2 separate regions of the Homo sapiens genome follow, and region 2 is linked to region 1. The links are chromatin contacts, found by Hi-C or POLR2A ChIA-PET in ENCODE. All regions are on one chromosome and are shown on one strand. Each heading gives the region's core, a stretch centred on a gene start or an enhancer-like site at or near the end of the contact. The rest is flanking DNA. Distances are from core to core; before and after follow the strand shown. Region 1 has its middle 39 kb from the start of IFNG. Region 2 has its middle 5.1 kb from the start of IL22.

What was found. A loop is a pair of places that touch in the nucleus more often than their neighbours do. ChIA-PET counts read pairs that join two places held with the same protein, here RNA polymerase II (POLR2A). Pooled maps may share reads with other maps.
Region 2: a loop to region 1 is called in a pooled map, with 4 times the contacts of the local background. The contact joins two enhancer-like sites. A Hi-C loop is called at or near these places in 6 of 50 pooled maps. POLR2A ChIA-PET finds 5 or more read pairs at or near these places in 2 of 52 experiments (CD4-positive, alpha-beta memory T cell and activated CD4-positive, alpha-beta memory T cell).

Annotation. Positions count from the first base shown.
Region 1 is chr12:68,117,412-68,124,229 of GRCh38, reverse strand. No RefSeq gene overlaps it. Among named protein-coding and RNA genes, the nearest start is that of IFNG, 39 kb to the left of the region's middle. Within about 2 kb of position 4,374, at least 2 of the 41 ENCODE cell types and tissues checked have a DNase peak (open chromatin) inside an H3K27ac peak, as active enhancers do.
Region 2 is chr12:68,255,337-68,262,154 of GRCh38, reverse strand. No RefSeq gene overlaps it. Among named protein-coding and RNA genes, the nearest start is that of IL22, 5.1 kb to the right of the region's middle. Within about 2 kb of position 2,739, at least 3 of the 41 ENCODE cell types and tissues checked have a DNase peak (open chromatin) inside an H3K27ac peak, as active enhancers do.

The DNA.
Region 1 (6,818 bases), core at 3,125-5,624:
TTATATTCATACTATGAAGATGAGATGAAACTACTAAAAATAATAATAGCTACAATACTTTGTTAAGGGATACGCAATAAAAAAAGATGTAAATTGTGACATAAAAAACAAAACATGTGGGGCATGGTGGAGCAATAGTGTTAAGTTTTTTAATGTGGTCAAAGTTAAGTTGTTAGCTTAAAATAACCTTTTATAACTATAAGATATTTTATGTTAGCCTCAGGGTAACCACAAAGCAAAAATGTATAGTAGATAAACAAAAGATAAAACTTTAAGGAATGAAAGCATACTAGAAAGAATTATCTAATCAGAAAGGAAGACAGCCAGTGAGAAAGAAAGAAACAAAGAATCTACAAAGCAATCAGAAAACAATTAACAAAATGACAGGAGTAAGTCCTTACCTATCAATAATTACCTTGAATATAAATGGATTAAATTCTCTAACCAAAGACACACACAGAATGGCTGAATGGGTGAAAAAATAATAATATGCTGCCTTCAAGAGACTCACTTCACCTTAAAGGACAAACATATGTTGAAAATGAAAGGATGAACAAAAATATTCCAGGCAAATGGAAACCAAAAAAGAGCAGGGAGAGCTATGGTTATGTCAAAAAAAAAATAGACTTTAAGTCAAAAACTGTGAAATGTGACAAAGAACTTCATTATCTAATGATAAAGGGATTAATTCATCAAGAAGATATAATAATTGTAAATATATTTGTGCCTAATGTCAGAGCTCCTAGATATATAAAGCCAATATTAATAGACCTGAAGAAAGAGATTGACTGCAAGACAATAATAGTAGGGGATTTCAACAATGAACAGATTATCTTGACAGAATATCTATAAGGAAACATTGGATATACCAAATGGAACTAACAGACATATACATGACATTTTATCCAACAGCAGCAGAATACACATTTGCTTCAACATTCCCCAGGATAGATCATATGTTAGACCACAGAACAAGTCTTAACGAATTTAAGAAGATTGAAATCTTATCAAGTATCTTTTCCAACAACAATGGTATGAAACTAAAAATCAATAATAGGAGGAATTTTGGAAAATTTACAAATATGTGGAAATTAAACAACATGTTTCTAAATAACCAATGGATCAACAAATAAATTAAAAGAGACATTTTTTAAAAATCTGGAGACAAATAAAAATGGAAGCACAACATACCAAAACTTATGGGATGCAGCAAAAACAGTTCCAAGAGGGAAGTTTAAAGCAATAAACATCTACATTAAAAAAGAAGAAAGATCCCAAATAAACAGCCTAATGTTACACTGCAAGGAACTAGAAATAGATGAATAAACTAAACCTAAAGAAAAATGTGGTTTTTATTCCTCGTCATATGAAGCTAATCTCTCTTAACTTTCATTTTCTTAGCTTCTAAGTGGGAATAATGAAATGTTTCTTGTAGGATTATTTTGAAATTTATTGATAATAGATAGGATGTATGTGACCCAATGGCAGCCCTTGCTCACTCTGCACTAACCGTGCATGACTATTTTTCATTTTTTCAACGGGCAGAACTTATTTTTAGCTTGTGGTCAACTAAGATCTTCTGAGTTTTTTTTTTTTTTTAAACCTAGGCAAACTGAGGTCTTTCTATCCTAAATATATGTAATTGATTTTTTTTTAGAAACTTAATGCAGGTCTTTAACATTTATCCCTTTAAAACAGCTGACTTAGGGCCTTACCACAAACAGCTCTCCTGGTATGGAATGTTCTTCCTCCTGACCTTCCCATGGCTGTCTCTCTCTCTTTTTTTAATCATTCAGGTCTCAGTTTACATGGCATCCTTTCAGCAAGACCTTGCCTGATGATTCAATCCAATGCTGCATCCAAGTCACTCTCTGTTATACTCTGCTTCTGTTCTCATTTCTTTAGTTGCTTATCATCCATTACCCACCCCACCTCAGCCTGGCCAGCCTGCACTTATAAGAACACCTAGCACAAAATGAAAAGTCAATGAATATTTGTTGGAAGAATAAATAATAGTCATTCTTCTTTTGTTATTGAGAAAAAGTTCTTAATATTGGTTCATTCCTACAAGATGCCTTAACATCAAGGAAAAGAAGTTATTTTCACTTCCTATCAGCATTAGCCTCACATTCTTTAAAAATAGTTTTTTATTAAAGTTTTTTTTTATAGTAGCATATAGAAAGTTGAACTTTTTCAGAAGAATCATTGGATGATGTGCTTTGAGGCAGGCAGCCTAACAGATAATCTTTCTACACCCCCAGGGACAAGAACCAGGGGTTCTTCCTGCTCTTAGATAAACTATAGTGTGAGGTGAGCTATTGGGAAGAAGAAGTGAATAGAAAATAAGCAAAGGAGGCCAAATTTTTGTCACTGATTCAGTATAGCAGCTAAGGGATAGGGAGAATTGAAGAAGTCCTGAAGTTCTGGCTTAGGCCACTGGATGGATAGTGGTGTTATTTGGCAATATAAAAGCACTGTATAAAAGCAGGCAGAAGAGGAGAAGCAAGATCAGGAGAAGTGAGAAGATCCAAGCACAGTTGGGGAGAATAGGTTTGGTGCTCAGGGATGGGTCCAGACTAGACTGAAAGATCTGGGGCTTCTTCTGCAGGTGGCAGTTGAAGTTATGGGAGCAGTTAAGATCACTAAGTAGTGTCGGAGAGTGAGCAAAGAGGGGTAAGGACTGGATCTTCAGTCACAGTAACATGGAGAGTCAGGAAGATAAGAGGGGACTGGAAAGGGCTAGCCAGGGGTTTAGGGGAACCAAGAGAGTGGCATCAGAGAAGCCAAAGGAAGAGTGTATAGTCAACGATGTCAGATGCTGAAAGATGGCAAGTTCTTAGACCAGAAATGAGTCCACTGATTTGCCAATCTGTGGTCCTTGGTGACCTTTGGCAGTCACAGTTTCAGAGTTGGTGGTGGTGATGGGTGGGGGCAGAACTTAGAAAGCAGTGGGCTGAGTAAAGAAATGAAAGAAGAGAGATCTCATCTGTCTATGTTCTTTAAGATGTGGTAGTCTGTTGCACTACAGTGGAACTGCTAGGAAAGTGCTGCTTTTAGCAATCATATTATATATGCTGGTGGCTCAGTTTCAGCTTGTGGTCATCTAAGATCTTCTGACTTTTTTTTAAACCTTGGCAAGCCAGGGTCTTTCTATCTGAAATGTACATAATCGATTATTTTTAAAACCTTTAATGCAGGCCTTTAACATTTATCTCTTTCAAATAGTACCTTATTAGTGTAAGCCAAATTTTCCAAACATATTCTAAAGCTAATTTCATCATTGTTTGCTTTATAGTCCTGCCTAGGACCTTACTTTTTAAGATGCCTGGTTCTCTTCCTTAGAAACTAGGGATGGCGGTGTTCCTGTTACTATAATTTGTGCATGGAAAACTAGATTGAGCTCAATTTCATTCCTGGGAAACAACAACTTTCTTAGCTAAAATATAAACCCTAACTGGAAAGCAACTGACCAGAGGTTAAGAATTGCATTTTGAAATAGTAATTGACCACAAATCAAAAGACATGTACTATTTAATGTGCTTGATTGATTTCAAGCTTCCAAATCCTCAAAGCTAAAAACTGTCATCATAATGTACTTAGTTAATGGGTGACTGTATTTTTAGAAAAGCTTTTGACAAAAGGCTAGAAAAAGACTTAAATGCATAAACCAGGGTATTTTCTTGCCTGAGTATTCCATTAATTGAGATTTTATACTTAACACCTTTTTTTTAAGTTTTACAAAGGACCATGAAATTGTGATCCCTGTGAGGTAGATGGGCTATTTTTATTTCACTTCTAAGAAGATCAAGGTATAAGGTACCTATTTCCTCGGATGTTATGAACCCAAAGAATATAATGATGACATTTTGATTTTCCACCCAGGCCTTTTGCCATGACTTTCCCAGCACTCACGTCAGATATCTTCATTCACAATTTAAAAAGAAGAGTTATGTCTCAAGGAGAAAAATCTAGGTAGGAACAGATAGAAACAGTTTTACATAGAGCTCAGCTAATTGTGTGAAGTTGGTGGTCATGAAACTGTGGGACTCTGAATGTTGGTTACACCAAGGCGCAATGTGGGCAGAAGATGCTTCCTCCAGGCAGCTTGGGCAAACTGTTTAGTGCAACACCCTTGCTGTGTAGGCTTATTTTTAGCAGAAACAGGGACCTTGAACTCATCAGCTCATTTTGAGTTCAATATGAAATCTGAACCTAGACCCGAGAAGATGCCTACCTGTGTCCCCACCCGCCCCCTTGGTGTGCTGCCAGAAAATGTTTACTCAGAGCAGCAGCTGAAGTCTGTTTGGGAACCTGCAGCCTGTGTACATCCGACTAGTGACCAAGATGCTTGGGTGTGTGCTGACTCATTTAAGAACAACTGATTTAGAGAGCTGCTGGGGTGTGGGTGTTAGTGTGCTGTGGTTCATTTTCCAGCATGCTACCAGAAAAGCACTGGATGGAAGTGGCAAATGACAAAGTCAAAACACAGTTACTGTACTGTTCAGAATATAGACAGCAATTTCCTTTCTAAATCTGTCTTTTAGGATGCCCTAGTCATTAGCATCTGGATTTGGCAATATTTTAGAAATATTTAAATATAGCTATGTTTAATGAGCACTTACCACATGCTAGGCATTTTTCTAAATGTTTTACAGGCGTTAAATCATTTAGTTCTCATAGCCACACTCTGAGTTATCTGTTCTCATCTGTCATCATGGCCATCTTGCAGTTGGGGACAGCTGAGGCTTGGGGATATGTAATTAGCTTAAAGATACCAGAGTATCTGTGGCAGAGCATGATATAAATCTAGGTCTGACTCAATGTCAGACTCAATATGACTCAAGTCTATATTGTTAACCTGTTAAATGTTACTGAGGTTTTGGTGCTATTTAAATAGAAATAAATGGGTTGTGCTTAATGTTCAGTAAATACAATTTCTATACCACTTTCTGATTTTTTTTGTATATGGATATATATGAAATAGAAGTCAAGCGTTTGTCCATTTAATCTGAAAATGTGCACTCAATTGTGATTAGGTGTAGGAAGATGGTGCGACGATCTTTTTACACGTGATGGATTCTTAAGTCTTTTTAATTCTTTCAGGTGGCTGATCTCTGTTCAGGGATATGTCAAACAACCCTTCTTTCTCCAGCAGGCAAGAGGCAGGTCTGGGTGGGACACTCTGGGCTGGGCTGGGCCTAGCTTCTGGAAACACCCAGGGATCCCTTAAGTCATAGCCTAAGTCAGGGTCCTGGGGCCATTGAGAACTCTTCATGGTTAAGAAGGGGGGATACCTGAGGGTAAGTTAATTACTCCAATGGCATAAATCAGTGTTTCAGACATACATTTAATCATCTGTAACAACTTTTGTTGACCCTATCTTAAGGTCATTTGAATCTTTTTCCAGAAGCCTATTGCTCTTGGCAATCTGAGGGATGGGGCAGTTAGAGACAGAGGGCTTTGACCCATATGTCTCAGGCCTCATCAGCATGACTACAGAATAGAGACATTTATTTATTTATTTTGTAATTGCCTAAATTACGAAATTGTGTACTCCCCTCCTTTTCTTGCCCAAATGCTAAAAACTGGAACCCCCTACCTCAACTGCTCTCTCAGTATTCTGAGAGCTCTCAGTGTCAGGTTTCACTGTTCCTCCCTCCTCCACTCCCCAGGTCTCTGTCTTCCTCTGCGCTGTCATGACCTTCGGGGCTGGGCTGCTGTGATCATCCCTGCCACCTTCCAGAGACCACTCTCATACCCTCTGCTTGATCTCAGAAAATAGACCTCTGCCCTCCTGTTTTCCAGCTTGTCTGAACTGTATGTAGCACAGGCCCTTCCATAATTCCCCGTAATACAACTGAGGCCAACCACGTAAGTATAGGCATACTTTGTTTTATTGCGCTTCGCTTTCCTGTGTTTTGCAGATATTGTGGTTTTTACTAATTGAAGGTTTGTGGTAACCCCTTATATCCACCTGGTCTATTGGCTCTGTTTTTCCAACAGCATATGCTCACTTTGTATCTCTGTGCCACATTTTGATAATTCTCATAATGTTTCAAACCTTTTCATTATTATTATATGTGTTGTGGTGATCTGTGATCAGTGATCTTTGATGTCACTATTGTAATTGTTTTGGGGCGCCGAGATCTGTGCCCCTGTAAGACAGAGATCTTAATCGATAAATGTTGTGTGTGTTCTAACTGCTCCACCAACCAGGTGTTCCCTGTTTTTCTCCCTCTTCTTGAGCCTCCCTATTCTCTGGGACACAACAATATTGAAAGCAGGACAATTAATCACCCTACAATGTCCCGTAAGTGTTCAAGTGAAAGGAAGAGTCACATGTTTTCTCACTTTAAATCAAAAGCTAGAAATGATTAAGCTTAGTGAGAAAGGCATGTCCAAAGCCGAGATGGTCTGAAAGCCAGTCCTCTTGCACCAAACAGTTAGCCAAGTGGTGAATGCAAAGGAAAAGTTCTTGAAGGAAATTAAAAGTGTGACATCAATGAACACATTAGTGACAAGAAAGTAAAACTATCTTATTGCTGCTATGAAGAAAGTTTCAGTAGCCTGGATAGAAGACCAAACCAGCCACAACATTCTCTTAAGCTAAAGCCTAAACCAGAGCAAAATCCTAAATCTCTTCAATTCTGTGAAGGCTAAGAGAGGTGAAGAAGCTACAGAAGAAATGTTTGAAGGAAGCAGAAGTCGGTTCATGAAATTTAAGGAAAGAAGCTGTCTCTATAACACAAATGTGCAAGGTGAAGCTGCATGTACTGATGGAGAGGTTGCAGCAAGTTATGCAAAAGATGTAGCTAAGT
Region 2 (6,818 bases), core at 1,490-3,989, 140 kb before region 1:
GTATTTGTTCAGCCTTAGTAGATAATGCAGAACAGTTTTCTAAAATGGTTTTTCCAATTTATACTCTTTAGAGTAGCATATGAGAGTTTCATTTGCTCTAAATGCTTGCCAACAATTGGTATTGTCTGTCTTTTTCATTTTAGTCATTCTGGTGGGTGTGTGGTTTTAATTCTGCATTTCCCTTTGCCTAGTAAAGTCAAACCCCTTTCATGTGTTTATTGGATCTCTTTTGCAAAGTGCCTGTTCAAGCTTTTGTCCATTTTTTTTTCTCCTGGGTGGTCTTTTATTGATTTGCAAGAACTCTATAAATTCTGGATTTGAGTCCTTTATTAGATGTATTACAAATATCTTTCTGGGATTATTTTTGACAACAACTCACTCGTAGTGGTTCCAAAAATAGAAAGTGTCAGTAGATATTTATTGATTGAAAGAGGAAAAGATTCTACATAAAGAGATATTTCAAAGGAAGACACAGGAGGGTTTAGGACAGTTTGACCATACAGGATGAAGGCAAAAGGAGACTCATGCTAAGATTTTAAGTCAAGAACAAGACTCATTAATTCATTGAAGAGATTTGACTTGTGCAAGGTAAAACATCTAGCTAAGTTGCAGAATCTCTATTTCCTGACTCGTGGTTCACTCATTACTATTTCCATGTCTTTCTCTCAGTTGCTACATATGTTGTTCATGAAGAAGCTCCTTGTAGTTAATAGCTGGTGTTTCCTGAACGCTTACTATATTCCATGCCTGCTGAATGGTAGGAGCTTAGTAAATGGAATAGTCAAAGATATTTACTGTAACAATCATTTGGTCATCTGTGCTTATAATTCATTCAGTCATCCATAGAACTTACTGAGGGTCTATGATGTGCCAGGGACTGTTCCGGGTATACAAACTCTTTGCTTTTGTGGAGCTGATGTTACAGTGAATGAATGAATGAGAAAATGAAGGAATAAAGCACATTGCCCCCTTTCTCTCATGCAGCACCTTGTGTGTAGCTTTTTGTCTCTGCTCCATTTCCTGGGCAGACCTCGCTCAGATATTTCCTCTCATACTCATGCATTCACAAACTGTGCCTTTTAATGGATGATTCCACTTGTCTATGACTACATTATTTATTGTAACTCTTTCCTTTTCCAGCCTGTCAAATAGTCTATGCACTATTTCTATTTGGTTCTTATATTTAATTGCTTGCCCCTGCCAACTCATTTGAGTACTTTTACTTTCTCTAAAGGCATGTTAACTAACTAATATGAATACAGTTTAAATTCTAATTCTCTAATCAGCATTTATGTACATTTAATCTTTTCTTTCAAAAGCAAGTCCATTTCAGATTAATCCTGAGGTTACTACAATATAATTAATGCTATTTTTGTATTTTTTTAGAAGTAAGAAATGTGGAGCCAAGATTCCTTATTTGGCAAAATATTCCAACAGCAACAAAACAGATATTTGTTAAACAGGTTGAAATATTATTATCTTCGTTTATTTGGTTGTAAGAATATGAAAGGAATAACAAGATTGCACCTCTTTTGCAACAGGCTACATTTCAGATCTGCCCTGATTCAGAGCGACATCTTGTCCAACTAACCCAAATTTGGGATAATTTACCCTATTTATAGTACACATGCAGCCGCTGAATTAGAACAGTGACAAAGAAAAGGAAAAAGGGGCATTTTCTCAGGATTGATATTTGTGATATTTTAAAACCAAATCACCCAGGCTTTGGAACTGTGTTTGGACAGACAATACCAATTGTTGGCAAGCATTTATAGAAAATGAAACTCTCATATGCTACTCTAAAGAGTACAAATTGGAAAAACCATTTTAGAAAACAGTTCTGCATTATCCACTAAGACTGAACAAATATATACCCTGTGGTTCATATTTTTAAAAGTTTAACAGGGTCGTGAGGGTGTAGCAAATGTTTAGTTTACTTGGCCCACAATGTTCCCATCAAAGGCTGAGAGGATCTGGTAAGACAACACCAAGAATCACGGAGTTTTGAATATGAATTTTTAAAAGTTATGTTTTAAAATAATATGTAGCGTCTGCAAAATGTGAAAAATGTTAATAACTCTAAAACTGATTAGAGAACTGGGATAAAATATTCACCGATATTAGTAAATTAATTGTGTTTTGAATCTCTGGTGGCAGAAGCAAGTGTGGGTTATGACTCTTTACACCTATTTACTCGCCAAAATAATAAATGAAAAGAGAGACTGGGATGTACCTGTGGTCTTCAAAAAATCTATGACAGTAGAGGGCAGATGTTAGGAAGCTAATATCAAATTCTGTTTGCACTAGAGTAGTGAAGAATTTCCATAAATGTTGCCTTCCTCTATCTTTTAAGTTGATTTCAGTACTTAGCATTAGTAGGGAGAAAAACATGCTCGTTTACATTATGACACATTCCTGTGGATAGAGTCTTCTCTTTAAGATGAGATATAATACTGACTGAGAAGACTCAGTCCCCAGGAAGAAGGGAAAGGTGGCTATGGTTGACAAGTGTCTTTGTGGGCAGATTGTGGCAGGTGAGGTGGGACTGGTAGGAAGTTACTCTGGGTACCACCAGGGTTACCTTAGAGCAGAAGTGGGAAGTAAATGCAGTTTATGTTTGAAAACCCCAGTCTCTAGCTTTTGTTTTTTGCTGTACCTCTAACCTCTTCTCCTCACTGGCTGTGAATCACTTGCTCTTCGTGTTCTCAGGAGATGAGTAATTGAATAATCCCTTTCTCCAAGCCAGCTGGGTACTTATTCACACCAAGGTAAATGTGACTAATAACAGCTTCGCATCTTACTTCTCCCATGAAGTAAGTAGGAATTAAATCTTATACACAAGACCTCAGTGAAAAAATTTTTGAAAGACTAGCAAAAGGGTATAAAAGAAGGTCTTTGGCAGAGACATGGTCGATACTCTTGGATGTAATGAGTTCACATTACAAAGATGTTAATTCTCCTTAAACTGGTCTTTACATTAAATAAAAACCTAGTAAAAATTTCTGCCATATTTTTCCAGGAACTTGACAAATTTATCATAAGCTTTATATAAAATATATATGAAAAGTCCACGAATAGCTAAGTCAGCCCTGAAAAAGTAGAGCAAAAAACGTAAAATTTCCTGTTCAGTTTTAAAGACACTCTTCAGTAATGACTGGCTTAAGAACAAAAAGAAAAATAAATAAACCAATGGAACAAAAAAGAGGACTCAGATATATATTTCTATGTATGGGAAATTCACATATGATAAAAGACATTGTTTAGTGGACTATGTTGGGAAAACTGGCTCACTATGTGGAGAAGAATAAAGTTGGATTTCTTACCTTTCATCACATACAAAAATGCATTAAAGACCTGATTGTGAAAGGTTAAGCCATAGAATAAATAGAAGACGAGATAGAAGAATGTCTTTGTGACCTTGGGATGGAGAGAGGCTTTTCAAACAAACCTTGAAAAGTGCAAATCATATAATTATAAATAATGTCTTAGATGACATCCAAATTAAGTCTTGCTGTTCAACAAAGGCCAAATAAACAAAGTGAATTGACAGATAAAAAATTGGGAGAAGGTCAGGTGTGGTGGCTCATGCCTGTAATCCAGCACTTTGGGAGGCCAAGGTGGGTGGATCTCTTGAGGTCAGGAGTTCGAGACCAGCTTGGCCAATATGATGAAACCCCATCTCTACTAAAAATTAGCCAGGCATGGTGGCGGATGCCTGTAATCCCAGCTACTTGGGAGATTGAGGTGGGAGAGTTGCTTGAACTGAGGAGGTGGAGGTTGCAGTGAGCTGAGATTGCACCACTGCCCTCCAGCTTGGGTGACAGAGCGAGACTCCGTCTCAAAAAAAACAAAAACAAAAACAAAACAAAAGGAGGAGAGTTTGTTATGGCTACAACCAAAAATATACAGGGAACTCTTACAAATCAACAACAGAAAAAGAGCAAAGCCCGCTAGAAAAATGAGTGACTAATGTAAGTAACCAATGTATAAAAGGTGGAAACCCGAGTGGCTACTAGTGTATGAAGAAAAATGTAAATTAAAACAGTAACAAGATAGATACCATTTTAAACCTCCAAAGCCTGGCCAAGTTAAAGCTGGATCATACGAAGTGTGGAGGGGGATTTAAGGAAACAGAGGAAGCTTTATTTGCTGGTGTGAGAGTAGATTAACACTCTTTCTGGAGAGCAATCTGGCAATATTTAGTAAATGCTAATAAACTTATCCTTATGACTTAGTGGACATACTTCAAAAATTATGTCAAAAATACTCTCAAAAAATACCATAAAAATGACTTGGTTAAGGGTGTTTAGAGCTACAATGTCTGTGGTCTGGGCAATTGGAGGCAGTTCAGGTGCCCACTGTTGGAGAATGAATAAGTAAGATGTGGTCGGTACACACTCTGGAATGTCACATTACAAGCAGAGGCTACACAAAGAAACATGGACAGATGGTAAGACATCATGCTCAGTAAAAAGGTAAGAAAGAGAGCCATTCCTGTAAAATAAAAATACCTACACACACTAAACAACACTTCTTTTTGCACAGGGATGCATCGATATTCAGAAATACACATGAAACATTAGAGCCATGACCTATGGCAATGGTAGAGGTGGTGGTAGGTGTTTAGTGGGGAGGGAAGGAGAATGATGAGGGTAGGATCACACCCACGCACGTGTGCACACACACACACAGAAACTTGTATGGAACAATGATCATGTGCACTGGACTGAAGAGTATGATGAGTACAAATCTTTTTACCTGTGATACCAGAAGTCTTCTTTCTTCTAGGGAGATTTGTGTCTTAAAGAATGCATTTCCAGTCATGGATTTTCTAGCATCAGTCAATGAGTTGGGAAACTATTTTATGTATGTGATCAATGAATATTTATTTTGCCACTATATGCCAGGCACTGTTCCATGTGCTAGGCACAGTATAGTGAATGAGACAGCCAAAGCCTACTTCTGGTTGAGGATTCTGATTAGTCCTTCTTGGCATTAGATCAGGTAAATTGTTACATATTCCAAATCAACCATGGGTATGGTCTGTCTGGGACCTGGGAGGTGGGCTTTGGGGTTGCTCTTCATCTGCGGTGGCTTTGGGAGAGACTTGAAAATTCACAAGGAAACAACTGCAGAAAAGGCCCATTATAATCTGAAAGTATTTAGCATACATATGTCTCTGGTTGCTGTTTTCACAGGATCACCTTTTTGTTATACCCACAATCTCTTCCATTTTTTTTTTTGAGACAGAATCTTGCTCTATCACCCAGACTATAGCACAGTGCGGTGATGTTGTCTCACTGCAACCTCAGCCTCCTGGGTTCAAGCGATTCTCCCACCTTAGCCTCCCGAGTAGCTGGGACTATAGGTGCACCACCACCCCCGGCTAATTTTTGTATTTTTAGTAGAGACAGGGTTTCACCATGTTGGCCAGACTAGTCTCAAACTCCTGACCTCAGGTGATCTGCCCACCTCAGCCTCCCAAAGTGCTGGGATTATAGGCGTGAGCCACTGCGCCCAGCCTCACAATCTCTTCTAATAGCAAATATTTCTGAGACTCCTAGTATGACTGTTCAGAAACCCCCATACAACACCAGAGCAGATTTTCCCTTTAGTGAGTTTTAGTTAAACTCATTGAAACTTAAGATCTAGGCTCCATTAACACTATCTTCTTGATGCTTGGTCCATCAGGGGCATACAATGAATAAGAGACACACTGCTGCTCTTAAAGAGGGCTTTGCAATTTTCTGACATTCTCTTTCTGTTTCACAGTGATTTATTTTCTATTCAGGAACAATAAGCTGGTAAGCAGGACTGGGTCAAACATCAACTTTAGAAATACCGTAAAGGCTGTCAATATGCTTTTATTGAGTCCTTCCTATGTGTGTAGCACTGTTCTAAGTGTTGGAGTCACAAAGACGAAAGAGACAGAGACTCTTCCCTCGAAAGCATGTAATTCAACGATGTCAAAACTTATTTTCCCGTGGAAAGAAAATTATGTATGCTGGTCAGTTTCCCAGGCAAACCCACAAAAGCCTATTTAATCGATGAATAGCTTAAATCTAGTGCTAATAGAATTATACGGAGTTCTGGGCAAAAATGGCCATATATAATAGGAAACTGAATAAGGAAGAGTTTCATCATCTTTTCTTGGGCCCATGGTCAACCCCAAGGAAACATTTGGAACACACCTATTTTTTTTCAATTCAGAAAAAAAATCTTATTTTTATTTGACAAATAAAAATTATATATACAGTATTTATGTTACACAATATGATGTTTTAAAAATTACTTATTTTTTAAATTGATGCATTATAATTGTACATATCTATGGAGTATAATTTGATGTTTTGATATAAGTGTATGCTGTATGATACAATTAGGTTAGTTAGTGTATCCATCACCTCATGCATTTATCATTACTTTGTGGTGAGAATCTTCAAAAGCCTCTCTTCTAGCTATTTTGTAAAATACAATATTTTCCTGTTAAATACAGTCATTCTACTGTGTAATAGAACACCGAAATTATTCCTTCTAATTGTATCGTTGTACCCGTTGACCAACCTCTCCCCATCCTCCTTTCCCCACTTACTCCCCCAGTCTCTGGTAAACCACTGTTATATTCTCTGCTTCTATATCAACTTTATTATTATCATTATTATTTTTTAGATTCCACATATCAGTGAGATCATGCAGTATTTGTTTTTCCGCATCTGATTTATTTCACTTAACATGGTGTCCTTCAGGTTCATTCACGTTATTGCAAATGACAGGATTACATTTCTTTTATGGCTGAATAGTATTCCATTGTGTATATA